2 separate regions of the Homo sapiens genome follow, and region 2 is linked to region 1. A link is an interaction called in ENCODE POLR2A ChIA-PET data of the cell type or tissue named here. Cell type or tissue: Caco-2. All regions are shown on one strand.

Region 1 (8,000 bases):
AAACCAAGGAGGAAGCAGGGAGCAGCTGTGCCTGGATGGGCGAGGGTGGAGGACTGCACAGGTCAGGGAGCTCGTTCTGGCTCCTGCCAGGGGAGTCGGGTGAGAGCAAAGGTCCAGAGACTGTGGGGTAGGGGTGGCCCCGCGTCCCAGTGGGGTGGGCTGTGGCTCCTCATCAGGAGAGACTGGTTGTGGTCCTGAGCATCCCTCGTTGCTGAGGGTAATAAACCTGCCTCTTTACCCCCTCCAAAGAGGCTGTTTTGTTACTCCTCGGTTCTCCCAGCACCATAGCGCTAATAAGCCCCATCTTTATGGCCAACAGCAGACACATTGAGCTGGTTAGGGATGCTCCCTCGCCTGGTGTTTGCCCAGCATCTAAGAGGAGGCCTGGGCCCTATTCTTACTCCTCTGTAGCGGAGCTGAGCGCCTTCTTTCTTTTTTAATAGTTCCACTCCAGGAGCCGAGTCCCCTAGTCTCTTTTCCAATCTTTGGTTACAACACTTTATTAATTCTACAGCCATGCAGTGTGTGAAAGGTCTCCTGGTTCCTGGGAGTGTTGGCTGTGATGACATCATCCTAGAAGTCACTGACTGGATTGGCAATGGGGCTGATGCTGAGTGCCTGGCACGCTATGTGCTGGGCACTGGGCTACACAACGGACACTGAATACTTTCCATAGACAACCCTGCACGATGCATGACCTTGGGCAAGTTACTTGACCTTTGTGGGCCTCAGTTGCCTTGTCAGTAAATTGGGGATAATAATAGGACTCACTTCCCAGGAATAAATGACTTTCTCCAAGTAAAGCAACTTAAAGTATTGATATCTCCACAGACCAAGCCCTATAGAGGCGATGGGGATAAGGCTTGGGGGCTAGAGATCCTGCCCAGGTTTTAGCCACGATTTAAATCCAGGCCTCTCTGGCTCCTAAACTCATCCTTATTTCACCACATTTTGTTGGCATCCAATCCAAGGTCTTCCTTCTCTGGGAAAGGCAAAACCCAGCCCGGAGGGGTGCAAAGCAAAGGCAAAACTCAGCCCGGAGCCACTTCCCCAAGAGCACACAGCAGCAAGCTAGGAGGCCGTGTGGGACAGTGCCCTGCATGGGGAACAGCCACTTCCCCTCTATGGGTCTCAGTTTCCTCACCTGTAGAATGGGTGAAGGGGTTGGTTGGACTTGAAGGGCTCTAAGGCACTGCTGGTTCCATATTTGAGTGGTAGAGCCTGAACTTAAATAACAGAGATTTGTCATGGTAGAAGGAGCCATAAAGCTCAGCCCATTGAAACTGCTGGTCCCAGAGCTCTGCACACTCCACAGACCCACTGTGTTTGGCTTGCAGAGCATTTTTAGAATTTACATTTGAATTTGTTTACACAGGCTGCTGTCTCCGGGTTCCACAGCTGGCTCTGCTCCCTAAAGCCTCACACCAGGTCTCCTTACACCCTTCGCACCCTTATCTCCTTGGTCCCTGATCTGGTTCAAAACTCCTCATTGCTCAGAAACTAATAATTGTTATTGTTATGGAGCTCTTCCTGTGGGTCAGACGCTGTTCTAAGCCCATTCATATGATCTGACTCATCTAACCCTCATAGCATGCCTCTATGCAGGTATCATTATGAGCCCATTTTACAGATGAGGAACACAAGGCTCGGGGCAGTTAAGCAATTTGCCTAACACCCTAGGGCAGGACCAAGGCCAGAGAAGGAGCATAATTTACCAAATTGGCAAAATAGATTATCCTGATTCACTGTGCAGTGCTCTGTGCATAAAACAGCCTCAGCCAGGGCAGGCATTTTTGGGGGGCTCCCTCTGGCCCTGCCCTTTGGGGTATGGTAGAAGGAAGGAGAAGAAAAGTTGTGTCCCCCAGTTCCACACTCTTTCCACCAGACAATAACCACCCTCTACCCCGCCCAGTCTCTCTGGGAGTCCGATATCCTAGCGGCTGCAGAGGATCAAAACAGCGAGTTAAAAGCGAAAACCCGCAGCATTTTCTTCACATTTCCCTCTGCCTCTTGAGGAAGAAGGCGCAAGTGTTTGCAGGAGCTTTCAAGTTCTCAGGAACAGAAATGAAATGCTCTCATGGCTCTTCCTCTACGTTTGAGGCCCTCGGTGCAAAGTGCTATTATTAGCATTGCCTTCAACTATCTTCCAAACAGGCTTCCCCTGGAAGAAGTAATTAAATGCATTATTCTATGCAAAATAAAAGCACGTATCCACATTTGCAGCCTCTGACACCATCCCAAACATTTTGTGATTTTTACAGTTGGGAGGCTTTTCGGTTGCATCCCATCCAAAGAGGGCAATTCGCCCTGGCACAGGGCCCACGGAGGGTAGAGGGCAGGCCCTGGTGAGAGCCTAGCAGTTGGATGAGGTGGTTTGTTTATGAATTTTGAGGCTGGAGATTGGGGCCATGTGAGAAATGGAAGGATTGAAGTATCTGAGCCAGGCAGGGCTGAGCCAAATCCCTTCAGACCAGATGGAGAATGAGGATTGGAGGGGTTGGCCACCAGCCCCCAGGTGACCCAGCCTTGGGAGATGCCCTGTCTCCTCTGAGCTGGGCGATTCCTAGCAAGAAGCCTCCTGTCTGAATCTTGCCTACTGGAGCCAGAAACTGACCTCTCTTCCCTCCCTCCCTCCATCCCTCCCTCCCTCCCTCCCTCCCTTCCTTCCTTCCTTCCTTTCTGACAGAGTTTCACTCTTGTTGCCCAGGCTGGAGTGCAATGGCACGATCTCGGCTCACGGCAACTTCCACCTCCAAGGTTCAAGTGATTCTCCTGCCTCAGCCTCCCGAGTAGCTGGGATTACAGGCATGCGCCACTATGCCCGGCTAATTTTTGTATTTTTAGTAGAGATGGGGTTTCTCCATGTTGGTCAGGGTGGTCTCAAACTCCCAACTTCGGGTGATCCACCTGCCTCGGCCTCCCAAAGTGCTGGGATTACAGGCGTGAGCCACTGTGCCCGGCCTGAACTCCTTTCTTAATTCCTCCCTCTCCTTTAGCCTCCATAGCAAATCTGTTTCCTAGCCTTGCTTGTTTGATTTACTCAACAGTTTCAAATGCATCTGCTTTTCTCCCTGGACGCCAGGGCCTTAGTGTGGTCCCACTGTAACAGGAGAGCAGTGGCTAAGGGCACAAGGCTGTGGGGTAGGAGCTGGGGTCTGAATCTTGGCTTTACTGTTACTTGCACTGTGACCTTGGACTAGGGTTGCTAGATTCAGGAAGTCAAAAATATAAGATGCCCATTTGAATTTAATATGCAGTGTTTGGGATATATTTATGCTTTAAAAAATTCCTTGCTTATCTGAAATTCAAATGTAACTGCTCATTCTGTATTTTATCTGGCAACCCTACCTTGGACAAATTCTTTAACTTCTCAGTTCCCATGTCTATAAAATAGGGATAATAATAGCACCTACTTCAAAGGTGGTTCTGAGGGTTAAATGAGTTAAAAATATAAAATGCTTAGAACAGGATGATAATGACCATCTCACTTAATTAGTGTATTAAGAAGTGCTTCATACTTGAAAAATGCCTTGCAAATGCTATTGATGTGTTATTTTTGCTGTATCTTTCCTCTCCCCTGACTTCATCAGAGGCAGCAAACCAGCAAAGTGTGGGTGAGGGAGAAAGAGGTTAGACCTAAGGGGAATTTCCTGGCAGGAAGGATCAGTCACATCCCTCCTGCACAGGAGCCCCAAAACTTGAAGATGCTGCAGCTGGTGACATGTGGGCTGGGGAGATGGGTGGCAGGGCTGTAGCATGCAGACAGTGACAAGCTCTCTAGGACAATGAGAATGAATGAACTGTGACTACCCGAGCCACAGAGATGAGTCACACAAACACCTCCAGGCTGGCTGAAAGAAGCCAGATACGAAAGAATGCGTACATGGGACTCTATTTTTTTTTTTTTTTTTCGCTCTGTCTCCCAGGCTGGAGTTCAATGGTGCAATCTCGGCTCACTGCAACCTCCGCCTCCTGGGTTCAAGCGATTCTCCTGCCTCAGCCTCACGAGTAGCTGGGACTACAGGTGCGTGCCACCACACCTGGCTAATTTTTGTATTTTTAGTAGAGACGGGGTTTCACTGTGTTGGTGAGGCTGGTCTCAAACTCCTGACCTCGTGATCCACCCACCTTGGCCCCCTAAAGTGTTGGGATTACAGGCATGAGCCACCGCATCCTGCAGGACTCTATTTATATAAAGTTCAGAAACAGGGAAAACTGAAGCACGTTGTTGAGGGAACACACAGAGAAAGGTAGGAAGCGACTGCCTGGGACCTCTGGGGAAGAGAAGGTCAACGGGAAGGGATCCGCAAGCTGCTGGGTGCTGGTGAGGTTCTGGTCTGTGACTGAGGTGGTGGCTACTCTGCTTTGAAATAATGTGTTAATGAAACATTTGTTTCATGCCCTTTTCTGGACGTGAGATTTATTCCACAATGCTAAAAGGTTACAGGAGAGGGAAGAGGGTCACGCTTGGGAAGCACCTAAAGCTCACTTTCTTCCTGGAAGGCACCTGAAGTTCTACCTTCTTCTAGAGAAGGGCCTCCAGGGAAGAGGTGGAAGCCGACCTTTCCGTGCCCCCAAAGTTAGAAAATGAAGCTAGACAGCGGGGCAGCCTGCGTGATGCCGGCCTGAGTCAGACTCATTAAGATTCCTTCTCAATCTACCCTGGGGTCCACAGGGCAAAGAGAAACCTGTGAACCATGCAGGCAACTGGGTTGAGAGAGAAAGATTGGCAGGGAGGGGGGAGAGAGGTGGAGGTGGGGAGGAAGACAGGTGGGGTGGCGGGGAGATGGAATGGGGAAGAGAGAGGGGGAGAGAGGCTGAGGACCCCAGGCCAGTGCGCCAGGTCTGGATTCTTTAGCCAGTCCATTCTAATGACAGCTCTTCAGTGCGCCCCTCCCTGCTTCCCCCCAGGAGCAAGGATAATTACTGGAGATAATGATCACTTAGGGGGCAGGGGGCACTTTTCATTAACCCCAGACCTGGTATCCAACTGCCCTTCCCGAGGAGTCTGCCCCTCACCCCATCCTGCAGGGCCCACTCCTGCTAGCCCCCACCTTGGGCCGTGCCACTGGCAAGTCCCTGTGCCTGTCTTCACCTTAATTCCTGGGTGAGTGACATTTAAGGGCAAGCTCTTCATTGGGCCATAACAATTTACAAGCCAGGCAGTGGTGGGTTGTTCTGAGGCCCGCGGGGAGCGGTGGCCCTTTATCATCTGCCGGGGCGAGGGGGCCAAGTGATGCATGGCTCCTCATTAAAGCCCCACCAACAACACCGGGGAAGTAAAACATTTTAGCAACCCATTCACTTTTCATTTCCCAAGCCACCCTCCGTGTCAGGAAAGCCACTCCTGACTTAGGGCAGCTGGGAAGCACAGAGGCCTTTACGTGTCTTATTTATATCTTCCCGTCCCTCCCTCGGGGCACTGTCTAGGGCAGGAAGCCAGCAGGGCTTCACGCCGCCATCCCCTTCATGCTCCCTGAGCTGCTCCCCATCTCGCCCCTGAGAACAGGCAACCCAGAACCATCTCTTGCTGGGGTTTACAAAGTGCTTTCATTCACCCACCGCATCTTCACTGAGCTCCTCAATCGCTCAAGGTCTGTCAGTAGTAAGTGCAGAGGCTGGATTTGAACTTGGGTATCTGGGGCACATTTAAAGCCAGACCTTCCCACAAAGAGGTGAGACCAAGCAGGGGGAGCTCAGGGGAGGTGACCTAGGGTTGGCCCTGAAGCCAGCAGGGGTGTGGAACGGGGATGCCCAGTGGCCCTCCCTGGGAGACAAGTCATTTTTGCAGGAGAAGGTGGGGTGGGTGGGGAGACGGAGTCACCGTTCTTTCTCATCTCAAGCTTCACTACTGTGAGGCTCTGAGATTTTCTCTTTCCATTTGTGCCTCTCTCTGGCTTGTCCTCTCTCCCCTGTCTTTTCTTTCTCTCCCTCACCACGCCCCTACTTCCTCCTTTTTGTCTGTCTCCATCTCTCGGGCATTTTCTAGAGAAACAACCCGGTGAGCTGGGAAGAGAAAGTGACGTGGCCTTGGCCTGCGAGCACCCAGCTTCACAGCCAGCTGTGCCACCGCCGGCTGAGTCTGGACATCTCTGAGCTTCTTCCGTTTCTCACGTGTAAAATGGGTCTAGGCCTGGCGTGGTGGCTCACGCCTGTAATCTCAGCACTCTCAAATGAGTATGGGACCCTGGAAAGTCCTGGAAGTCTCCTTCTTCTCGAGAACTTTTAACATCAAGAAAAGCCCTGGCTGGGCGCGGTGGCTCACACCTGTAATCCCAGCACTTAGGGAGGCCGAGGCGGGTGGATCACGTGGTCAAGAGATCGAGACCATCCTGGCTAACATGGTGAAACCCCGTCTCTACTAACAATACAAAAATTAGCTGGGTGTGGTGGCGAGTGCCTGTAATCCCAGCTACTCGGGAGGCTGACGCAGGAGAATCGCTTGAACCCGGGAGGCGGAGGTTGCAGTAAACTGAGACTGTGCCACTGCACTCCAGCCTCGGTGACAAGAGCGAAACTCTATCCCCAAAAACATAAAACATAAAAAATAGCTGTCTTTCATTTTCAACAGTGGCTGCAAAGATGAGAAGCCCAGCCCAGAAGAGGTATACAGTGGATGCTGGTACCGGAGGCAGACCTGGCCCACAGTCCGTTACAAATCCAGGCTCCTCTTTCCTCGGTGTGGAGTGTCTGGCTGAGAAGTAGCTGCCCAGCCAGGAACCCCATTTTTCAGAACCCTTTGTGTATATGTGGGGCCGAATTTCTAGTTCTCCCCTATGGACTCTGTGCAAGGCGTGGTGTGCTGCTTTCAGATGGAAGGATGAAGAATTGGTCTTTCCCTGTCTGGCGGCTGCACAAGGAGAAGTCAGAGGTCTTCAAGGGGGCAGAGCCAGAGGAGGGAGGGAGCCAGGGGAGGCCACCCTGACAGCAGTGCTGGCGCTGGACTGTGACTGAGCAGGAAATGAACTTTCACAGGCTGAGCCACTGAGATGGGGCTAGCCTCTTACAGCAGTGGCTTTACCTCTTCTTTTTTCCATCCCTCCCTGGCAACTGTCTTGATCCCCGTCCGGCTGTCCAGGCCTCATGATCTGGAGGGAGGGCGTCCCGTTCCCTCTGACCTAGGCCCTTGCCCTGACTCCACGGTGGGCCAGATGCGACCATCTTGGCCATCAGGCTCAGGGCAGACTGGGGCCTTCTTTCCAGGTGCCAAGCGCAGTCCCCACCTCAGTGGATGCTGACAGGACGCTCTGGTGGCCCAGGAGGTCTTGCTTAGTCATACGATCCTCTGTGGATTAGTGTATGGGGACCCAAGCCACATGGGACTTTAGAAATCCCCCTTTCCCTCAGGAGCACCCGGGGAAAGAGAAGCTACCATCCGTCAGTGCAGTTAGCCTCGGCCCCACATCCTCTCTGACCCTGGCTTTTGTCTTCCGGGGGCTCTGTGGGCCTCCTTGTGCAGCCTCCCCATGGTGCTGGGCTGGGGCCTCCTGCATTTTCATGGTTTCTGTGACCCTGCCTTCTCCCAAGGCCTCCCTTAACCTCTGCCTTGCTTCCCCTGACCTTTCCCTACCTCTCCCTGACTTCTCAGCTCTGTTCCCTGCAGCCCGCTCCAGGTCCTCCCTAGGGGATGCTGTGGCACAGACGCCTATGTCTTCCTCCGAATAGAAGCACAGCCAGAGACTCAAAGAGGTCATCTCCAGGGGTGAGCTTTCTCTTTGCCTCTGTCTTAGCAGAACATGAAGTCCCTGGAGGGAGACCATGGCAAATCGGATAAAAATCTCTCTGTGGCAGATTCACTTTCCTGGGATTAGCCCGACTCTCACGCTGGCCCTCCCCAGATGGACTCTGCCCTGAGTCATTGGTACCTGATGGCAGAGTGGGCGGCAGCTTTCCTCCCCTGATCTTCTCTCCCAGTCCCTGCCTCATCACCCTGAGTCCTCAGCACACTCTCTACCCCTGAGCCCACCCTCTCCCAACTTGAAGCTCCCGATCCTCTGCCA
Region 2 (8,000 bases), 160 kb after region 1:
CCTTGCTCCCTTTCTGTTTAACCCTCCCAGCCAATTCTTTTTCCTTTAGCCATTAGCTCTTTTTGATCCACGTAAAAGGGGGTGGGGGGCGGGAAATCTGGCGTGGACTTGGAGGCGTTCAGCACACCCGCGACCGCTGCGTGGCATAAACTACAGGGGGCGCCATTCACATAGGATACGACAGACATGGCGCCCGCCCCCTCCGCCCCCCCAGTACAACGTGGGGGCCCTGCTGCCACGCCCTCGGGTCTGACCTGACCCCAGGACAAGCTGGCGGGTCATCCTACCCTGTACCTCACTTCCCTCGCTCCTTCTCTTCCCAACCCACCCCCAAGCCCCCGCCGCCAACTCCTGTCTTGGCCCCTCACCCTCCAGGTCGCTCTTGTTCTGGCCCCCACTCCTGCAGGCCACGCTGCGGATGGTTCAGAGAGAGACGGGGGCGGGGGAAGGAGCCATCGGGCCTTCTCCTGCGCATGCTCGCTGTGAGACGAGCGCTGTGAGCCCTGGGGACTCGCTGCCCTTTTGATTAACTCGTCTTATTACGTGGCTCTCCCGGCTCTCCTTGGGGACCCTCCATGCCCACCATCCCAGGGGGCCTTTGGGATCCATGCCTGGCACGGGCTTGGAAGGAATCCCCAGGCACCGGCCCACTCAGTCACTAAAGGATGATCCGGCCTGCCCATCTGTCCCCCTTTTCATCCTCTAACCCAAGGTTTATCTGAAGGAGCGTGCTACAATTCATAAGCATCAAATGCCCATAATAAAGGCCATTTGCTTTCATGACCACCTTTGTCATCTTCATTTTAGAGGGGCAACTGAGGAACAGAGAGGTTCAGTCACAGATAGCTAGTAAGTTGTGTTCAATCGAACTAGAGAATCTGGCTCCAGAGTCAGAGTCTATACTCTTCACCACTACTTGGTGCTGCGTCTCACGAAGAAGTGGGGCCAAAAACTGGCACACTAGAGCTGCGCTGGCCAAGGCATAGCTACTGGTAGATATTTATGTCAGTTTCTCAGTCACGCTGGCCACATTTCAAGTGCTCACAGTCACACTAGTGGTTACCGTGTTGGACAACAAAGATATACAACATTACCCTCATCACAGGAGTTTTATTGGACAGCAGTGCTCAGAAGTCCTTAATTTTTATCCCAGCACTACTGCTTACTAGCTGAGCGACCATGGCCGGTTACCTAACCTCTCTGTATCTCAGGTTCCATAAGAATGGTGCAAGGCCAGGCATGGTGCCTCATGCCTGTAATCCCAGCACCTTGGAAGCCTGAGGTGGGAGGATTGCTTGAGCCCAGGAGTTCAAGACCAGCCTGGGCAACATAAGGACACCTCATCTCTGTGAATCAAAAATTTAAGAAAACTAGCCAGGCATGGTGGCACGCACCTGTAGTGCCAGCTACGTGGGAGGCTGAGGCAGGAGAATCCCTTGAGCAGGTCAAGGCTGCAGTGAACCATGATCAAGTCACTGCATTCCAGCCTGGGCAACAGAGTGAGACCCTGTCTCAAAACAAGAAAGTGCCAACCTCATAGGGCTGTTAGAAGGATTAAATGAGAAAATGTATATGAAATGTGCTAGGCATAGTGCCTGGCATATAGTAAGCATACTAAACATTATTATTTTGTTAGGAATCATAAGCCAGTCCTTTATTTAACAAAGTGGGTAGCTAAAGACCAGAGAAACTAAGGAACTGCCTCAAAGCCACACAGCAAATTAAATGCCAGAAGCTGAGGCTCCTCATTCTTTTTTCTCCACCACATGACCTAATGATATCACTACAGCCAATAAATGACTTCCGAATTTGGCCCTCTCGAAAATGTTGTAAGGTGGTTAAATGAGGTTTCATCAACCTTACTGTACAGATTAAGAAACTGATGGGCCCGGTGCAGTGGCTCATGCCTGTAATCTCAGCACTTGGGAGGCTGCGGTGGGGAGGCAATTAGAAGTCAGCTGAGGGCAATGAAGTTAGGATGAGGGGACAGAGGCTGGGTACCAACCCATCCTACTAGAGCGGATATGACATGACCCGTTTATTGTGTCTTACCCACAAAATGGAGCTTCTGTCAGGGAGGATCTTTGTCATGTTCACTGCTATATCCCGCATAGCTTAAAGGGTGCCTGGTAATCAAGAAATGGTTGTTGACTGAGTAGATGCCCATTTTTCAGATAAAGATGGTAAGGCTCAGAGATGTGAAGGACTGTGCCCAAGATTGGATTTATTCATACGAGAGGAATTTACTGAGCATCTACTTTGGGTCCACATGTCGAGTCTCTCTGACTCCAATTCCTGGGCTTCCCTTCAATACCTCCCATCTCCAACCCGCATTCTACAAAGGGGAAGGTAGGGCTGCCCTGACTCCATCCTATTCCCCCGGCACGTAAGTGCTTCTCTGTCTTTGGTTGACCTGGCAAGGAGAGGCCTGAGAAGCCTTAAATTAAGGTTCAGGCATGAGTTGTGTAGCCAGGATCTATGCTGAAATTTTATTTTGTGTTTTCCCATTGCGCTTGGAATAACGACCTTCCATCTTCCATCCCAAGAAAAGAACTGAAGCCAGAGTCTGAGTCGGGTTTTTTGTTTGGTTGGTTTTTTTGGTGGTTGCAGGGGCGGGGTGGGTTGCCTCAAGTAGCTTTGGGGTTTGTCGTCAAAGCAGAGGGATGTCCCGACTCAGTTAGGTTTAGGAGGTGGAGGTCTCCTGATGGAGAGTAAAATGGAAGGAGAAGGGAGATGGGGCCTCCCCAAGCTGGAAGCGACAGAGATGAGGCCTTTGTCTGTGTTCCTCTGGCCTGCAGTGCCAGATGGGGTTGTTTGTGTGCTGAGGCCCTGAGGGTCTTCGGGGTCCTCCTGTGGTCATCGAGAGAGCTACTGTGAAGACCTCTCAGAGTGTGTCCAGGGCAGCAGGGCCTGCCTGAGGCCTGACCCAGGGTTCAGGAGCCACAGCAACAGGAGTCAACTACCATGGCAACCACAAGGCACAGGGCCTCTTTTCCTGGGTCCCAGATTCTTCTGTGACCCTAGAGAATCCCCCTGAACATAACTAAGGCTGATTTCTCAGCACTGTGGCAATTGGAGATTTGGAATCAGAATTTATGTGACTTCAAAAAAAAAAACACAGCATGACATTTATTGCATGCAGATGTTGCAGAGTAAATTCAAACCCACTCCAGTGCAGAGGGATCTAAGGGCCTCTGGATGAAGGGGTCTGAGCTGAGCAGCACACACAGGAGGCCTCCTGGAGGTCTGGCCAGGCAAGGCCAAACCCCAGGTGAGGCCTGACTGCCTGGCACAGCGAGGAAGCTGCAGGGGAAACACAAAAGGAACTTAATTTTAAAAAAACCATATTTGAAAATAACATTTATTTCTGATTGTAAAAATAATACATGCTGCTTGTAGAAAACTGGAGAGAAACAGAAACATATAACGACAGAAATGTAAATCACCTATAATCCCATCACCCACGGTAATCATTAAAATGGTATTATCTGTCCTTTCCATCTTTATTCTATATGCAGGTTTTTACATAATCGAGATGATATTTACATTATTTATACAGTTTATATTCTATCTATAGAGGACAACAGGTCCCTGAGCTCTGCATGATGAACAAATGAGCAAATGAAGAACACACATACAGATTCTCTCCCACACGCTCACATGTTCATTTGCACAGACCGTGGGGAATGAAACACGGGAAAGAACATTAAACAGTAATAAGTACCAACCTGCTACTAAACAGCATCATGACCCTGAGGACCCTCTCTGTGCCTCAGTTTCTTTTCTTTTTTCTTTTTCTTTGAGACAAGTTTGCTCTGTCACCCAGGCTGGAGTGCAGCAGCAAGATCCCAGCTCACTGCAGCCTCAAATTCCTGGACTCAAGTGATCCTCCCACCTCAGCCTTTCAAATAGCTGGGACCACAGGTGCATGCCACCACACCTGGCTACTTTTTAAAATTTTCTGTAGAGATGGGGTCTCCCTGTGTTGCCCAGGCTGGAGTTGATTTTGGGAGGACCCCTTGAGCCTGGGGGTTTGAGGCTGCAGTGAGCTGTGATTGCACTGCTGCATTCCAGCCTGGGCAACAGAGTGAGACCCTGTCTCAAAAAAAAAAAAAAAAATAGTGCCCACCTCATAGGGCTGTTAGAGGGATTAAATGGGAAAATGGGAGGATCACTATATGTCTCTGCCCAAGACCTTCTTTGCCTGCCCACATAGCAGCCAAAAGGGCCAGGGCCCCTGAGGTCCCCAGGAGCAGCCCTCAGAGAGTGACTCACAGGAGCCGCATAAATACCAGCTCCCTCACCCCTCAGGCAGGATGTCCCAGAGGGCATGCCCTACACTGTCCCCCAGAGTTCCCCAGTGAGACCGAGCTCCAGCTCCCCACAGTGGTAACTGGATAAATATTGCACCCCTTATGGGCTGCGTTCCCTCCCCTGTTTCACTTCCCCCATTCTCCTATGGGTGTTTCTTGGAGTCACCAAATACCACCTGCCCTGCAATCCTTGTCTTAGGGCCTGCTTCTGGGAAAATCTAACCCAAGACATCAGGTGATGATGGATGCCAGGAAAACAAAATGATACTAGGGCAAGGGGGTGGAGAATGAGGGATGATATCACTTTAGGCAGGGTAGACAGGGAAGGTCTCTCTGGGAAGCCAAGTGAAGTGAGTAGGGAGACAGATGAATAGCTGGAGGCAAGGGCGTTTTAGACAGAGGGAGCAGAAGGTACAAAGGCCCTGAGGTGGAAACCCCTGGAGGAGCGGGATGTTAATGACACCCACCCAGCCAGGCTGTGGAGGATTCCTGGAGAGAGTCTGTGCCAACTGTAAAGCCCTGGGCACTTGTAAGCTATTGGGGTGCTTTAAATCCCCTCTTGCGTGACAGCTCTCTTCAGAGACTCACTAAACCTCCTGCCCAGCCTTGGCTGCCATGCTCAGCACCTCCCTCTCTGTGCTCACCCAGCCTATTTGGCCTGGAGCAGGGCTTGGTTTTTCCAATAACTCATTAGTGTGGCTTTTGTCATGATTGAAGAAACAAAACCCCCAACAAGAAAACTGCATTCAGCAGCATTACAGGTTATTTATGAGAGAATGTGAAGCAGCCTTGGCATTGGGGGAAGCCTAGGGGAGGCAGGAGGACCTTCTGGGTGGTGGGCTGTGACATCTTGGATCTGCCTGGTGCCGGCCACCAATGCCTCTGCCCAACAGATATAACCCCCTCTCTCCTGCCCCCGCCACCCCGAAGCCAGCCATGAATCACCACTGCTCTAGCCACTTAATTGAATTTTACCTACCCACCCAATGCCTCATTCATTCATTTATATAATCATTTATTCATTCAAACATGCATTGAGGGCCTACTATGTGCTAGGCACTAGCTGATGTTAACATTTATGGTTCAGAGAGATGAATCAGCAGCTGTGTACTCTAAGTCGTACCAGCTCACAAGCTGGCAGCATCTCTTCTCAATTCCACGTTCAGGCTACAAAGCAAGACCTTTCCCCCAGACAGGTGGTTGTTGAACACTTACCAACACACCACTGTAGCAGGCCCTGGTGTCTCAGGCCACACAAACTCAAACCATAGTGGCTGACAGTCTAAAACAGAGAAGGACATTGATCCAATTTATGGTGTAACACAATCTGGCCCACCCAGATTTGTTGGCCTCAAAGCCATCCACAGCTACCACACAATCGCCTTTGCAACCTAGGAGCACACCAAGAACAGAGGAATCAGTTCTATCATGCGAGACCTAGGAAGGCTTAATGAAGGAGACGTATTTGAGGCTGAGGCTTTGAGGTGAGATGTCTGCCTCAAGGGAGGGTGTTCCAGGTGGTGGGGACAATTTAAGCAAAGGTCTGGAGGGAGGCCAGGCAGAGCGTGTTCACCCCACCTAGATTAAAATGCTGTAGGAGGGAGTTTTCCCCACTTGTTACCTTCCTGATCATACCAGCAAAAGTGAACTGCTCTCCGGAGGAAAAAAGTGATATTGCAAAAGCTGGGCTGTCAGGGAGGGGCTGCTGTTAGAACACCAGGTACTGAGAGATAAGGATGCCTCTCCTCTTCCTTGCTTCTCCTCCCAGCCTCCCCCTCATCACCATTCCTTCTCAAGGAAAGGCCCGACCTGCAGGAAAAATGGCTGCAGTGTGTGAAAGGGGCAGCCAAGAGGCCACCATTGACCCACCCTCAACACCATCACCATTGGCACCACCAGCATATGCCACGGTATATAACCACGGCAACCTGGCGACGACAGTCATCCTGTCATCACTCCCTGTGGGGCTCACTGGCACTGTTACTCGGCCCCTACAGACCTACATGCACAGGCTTGGCTTACAGATATCAGGACAGACACCCAAACAGACCAAATGCTCTAAAGGACTCCAACTACATTTACTGAATGTCAGAGGAGGTCAGGATAGAATTCATTCAAGAAGCAGGTTTCCCAACGAAAACTTCATACCTGCCACCTCCTGACTCTGGAAGTTAGGGGCTCCCCCTATGTGTGCATGTCCACACATATATACACACACACATGCAGAGGCAAGAGTACATCCAGGATGCAGCAGCATTGAATGCCACACTGTTCAACTTGAGATAGGAGAGGCATGGGGGAGGCCTCAGTCTATCAGCCTCAATCACTCCTCCCAGGCCTGGTGAGCTGGTGCCAGCCCAGGCCTGGCCCGCATCCTCCCAGCCACCCTGCCAACCTCACCCAATTGCCTGATGAGGGCCTGAGCTGTCCACCAGTTCAAGGCAGGCTCCCACTCTCCTTTACCAATCCATTGCTGGAGGACGACTATACACCACCTTTGTAGAACACTCCACAGTCCTCAAAGGGCAGTCACGTATTCGCTCATGTAATCGTGGGAACCCTGGGATGTCATTAGGGTCTCCAGTCTATAGAGGAGGAAACTGAGGTTCCGAGTGACTGGAGATGCAAACACAAGCACCACTAATCCTAATAACTAAGCTTTACGGGTTCCATGTGCAGCATTATCTCCCTCCACCCTCATCACAGCCCTTTAAGAGGTGCTATGTTTATCCCCACTTTCCAGCAAAGGACCCTCAGCACCGTTTCTGTGGTGAACAAGTTCACTGTGAGCTCCAGGGTCTCCCTAGTTGGCCCAGAACCTTGGCCCCTGCTTTTATCCTTGTCACACTGCCCCCTCATGAGCTCATCCATCCCATGGTTCTGATTACCACTCAGTGACCTGCAGACAGTGTGGCGTGGGGCCAGGAGCATTTCTCTGGAGTCTGACTGCCAGCTTCTTAGCTGTGTGACCTTAAGCAGGTTACATCACCTCTCTGTGCCCCAGTTTGCTTGTCTGTAAAACAAGGCTAACAGTAGTAAACATAAGAGCAAATTCTTCCAGAGTGCTTATTTTGTGAGAGGCACTATTCTACACCAATTACAAGTATTAACTCTTGAATCTTCACCACATCCAGTGAGGTAAGCCCTTAGCCCAGGGCCAGGAGTGCTGCCTGCACTTGGTAATTGTTGGCGATGATGAGCTGTATATTCTGGCTGAGCCCCCTGAGGCTGCCCAGCTATCTGCTTAAAACACAACCCTGGCTGGGCACAGTAGCTCACTCCTGTAATCTCAGCACTTTGGGAGGCTGAGGCAGGAGGATCACCTGAGGTCAAGAGTTCGAGACCAGTCTGGCCAACATGGTGAAACCCCGTTTCTACTAAAAGTACAAAAAATTAGCCGGGCGTGGTGGCGGATGCCTGTAATCCCAGCTACTCAAGAGGCTGAGGCAGGAGAATCGCTTGAACCCAGGAGGTAGAGTTTGCAGTAAACTGAGATTGCGCCACTGCACTCCAGCCTGGGCAACAGAGCAAGACTCCATCTCAGAAACAAAACAAGACAACAACAACAACAAAAAAAAACCACAAAACCCCATTCCTTCTCCCATGTTTCTCATCTTGGTGAATGGCTCGTCATTCTCTCATCACCCGGGCAGACGCCTGGAACCTAACCTTGGGCTCTTCCTTTCC

Evidence for each region. ChIA-PET counts read pairs that join two places held together with the same protein. Peaks named below come from ENCODE experiments on the same cell type or tissue, not always from the same donor. Only the 100,000 strongest peaks of a DNase experiment are listed, where the experiment ranks them.
Region 2: POLR2A ChIA-PET joins it to region 1 with 6 read pairs; 10 of 35 experiments call an interaction of 5 or more read pairs at or near these places.

What each region holds. Positions count from the first base shown.
Region 1 is chr6:37,550,054-37,558,053 of GRCh38, forward strand. MIR4462 (microRNA 4462) reads right to left here and starts at 5,369; the gene lies at 5,312-5,369. RefSeq lists enhancers at 1-91, 1,077-1,256, 3,829-4,329, 5,956-6,045, 6,596-6,645 and 2 more and a silencer at 3,680-3,974. In Caco-2, no CTCF peak of the experiment used is centred here; DNase peaks (open chromatin) are centred at 3,828 and 4,628.
Region 2 is chr6:37,705,444-37,713,443 of GRCh38, forward strand. No RefSeq gene overlaps it. Among named protein-coding and RNA genes, the nearest start is that of MDGA1, 12 kb to the left of the region's middle. RefSeq lists a silencer at 133-392. In Caco-2, no CTCF peak of the experiment used is centred here; no DNase peak of the experiment used is centred here.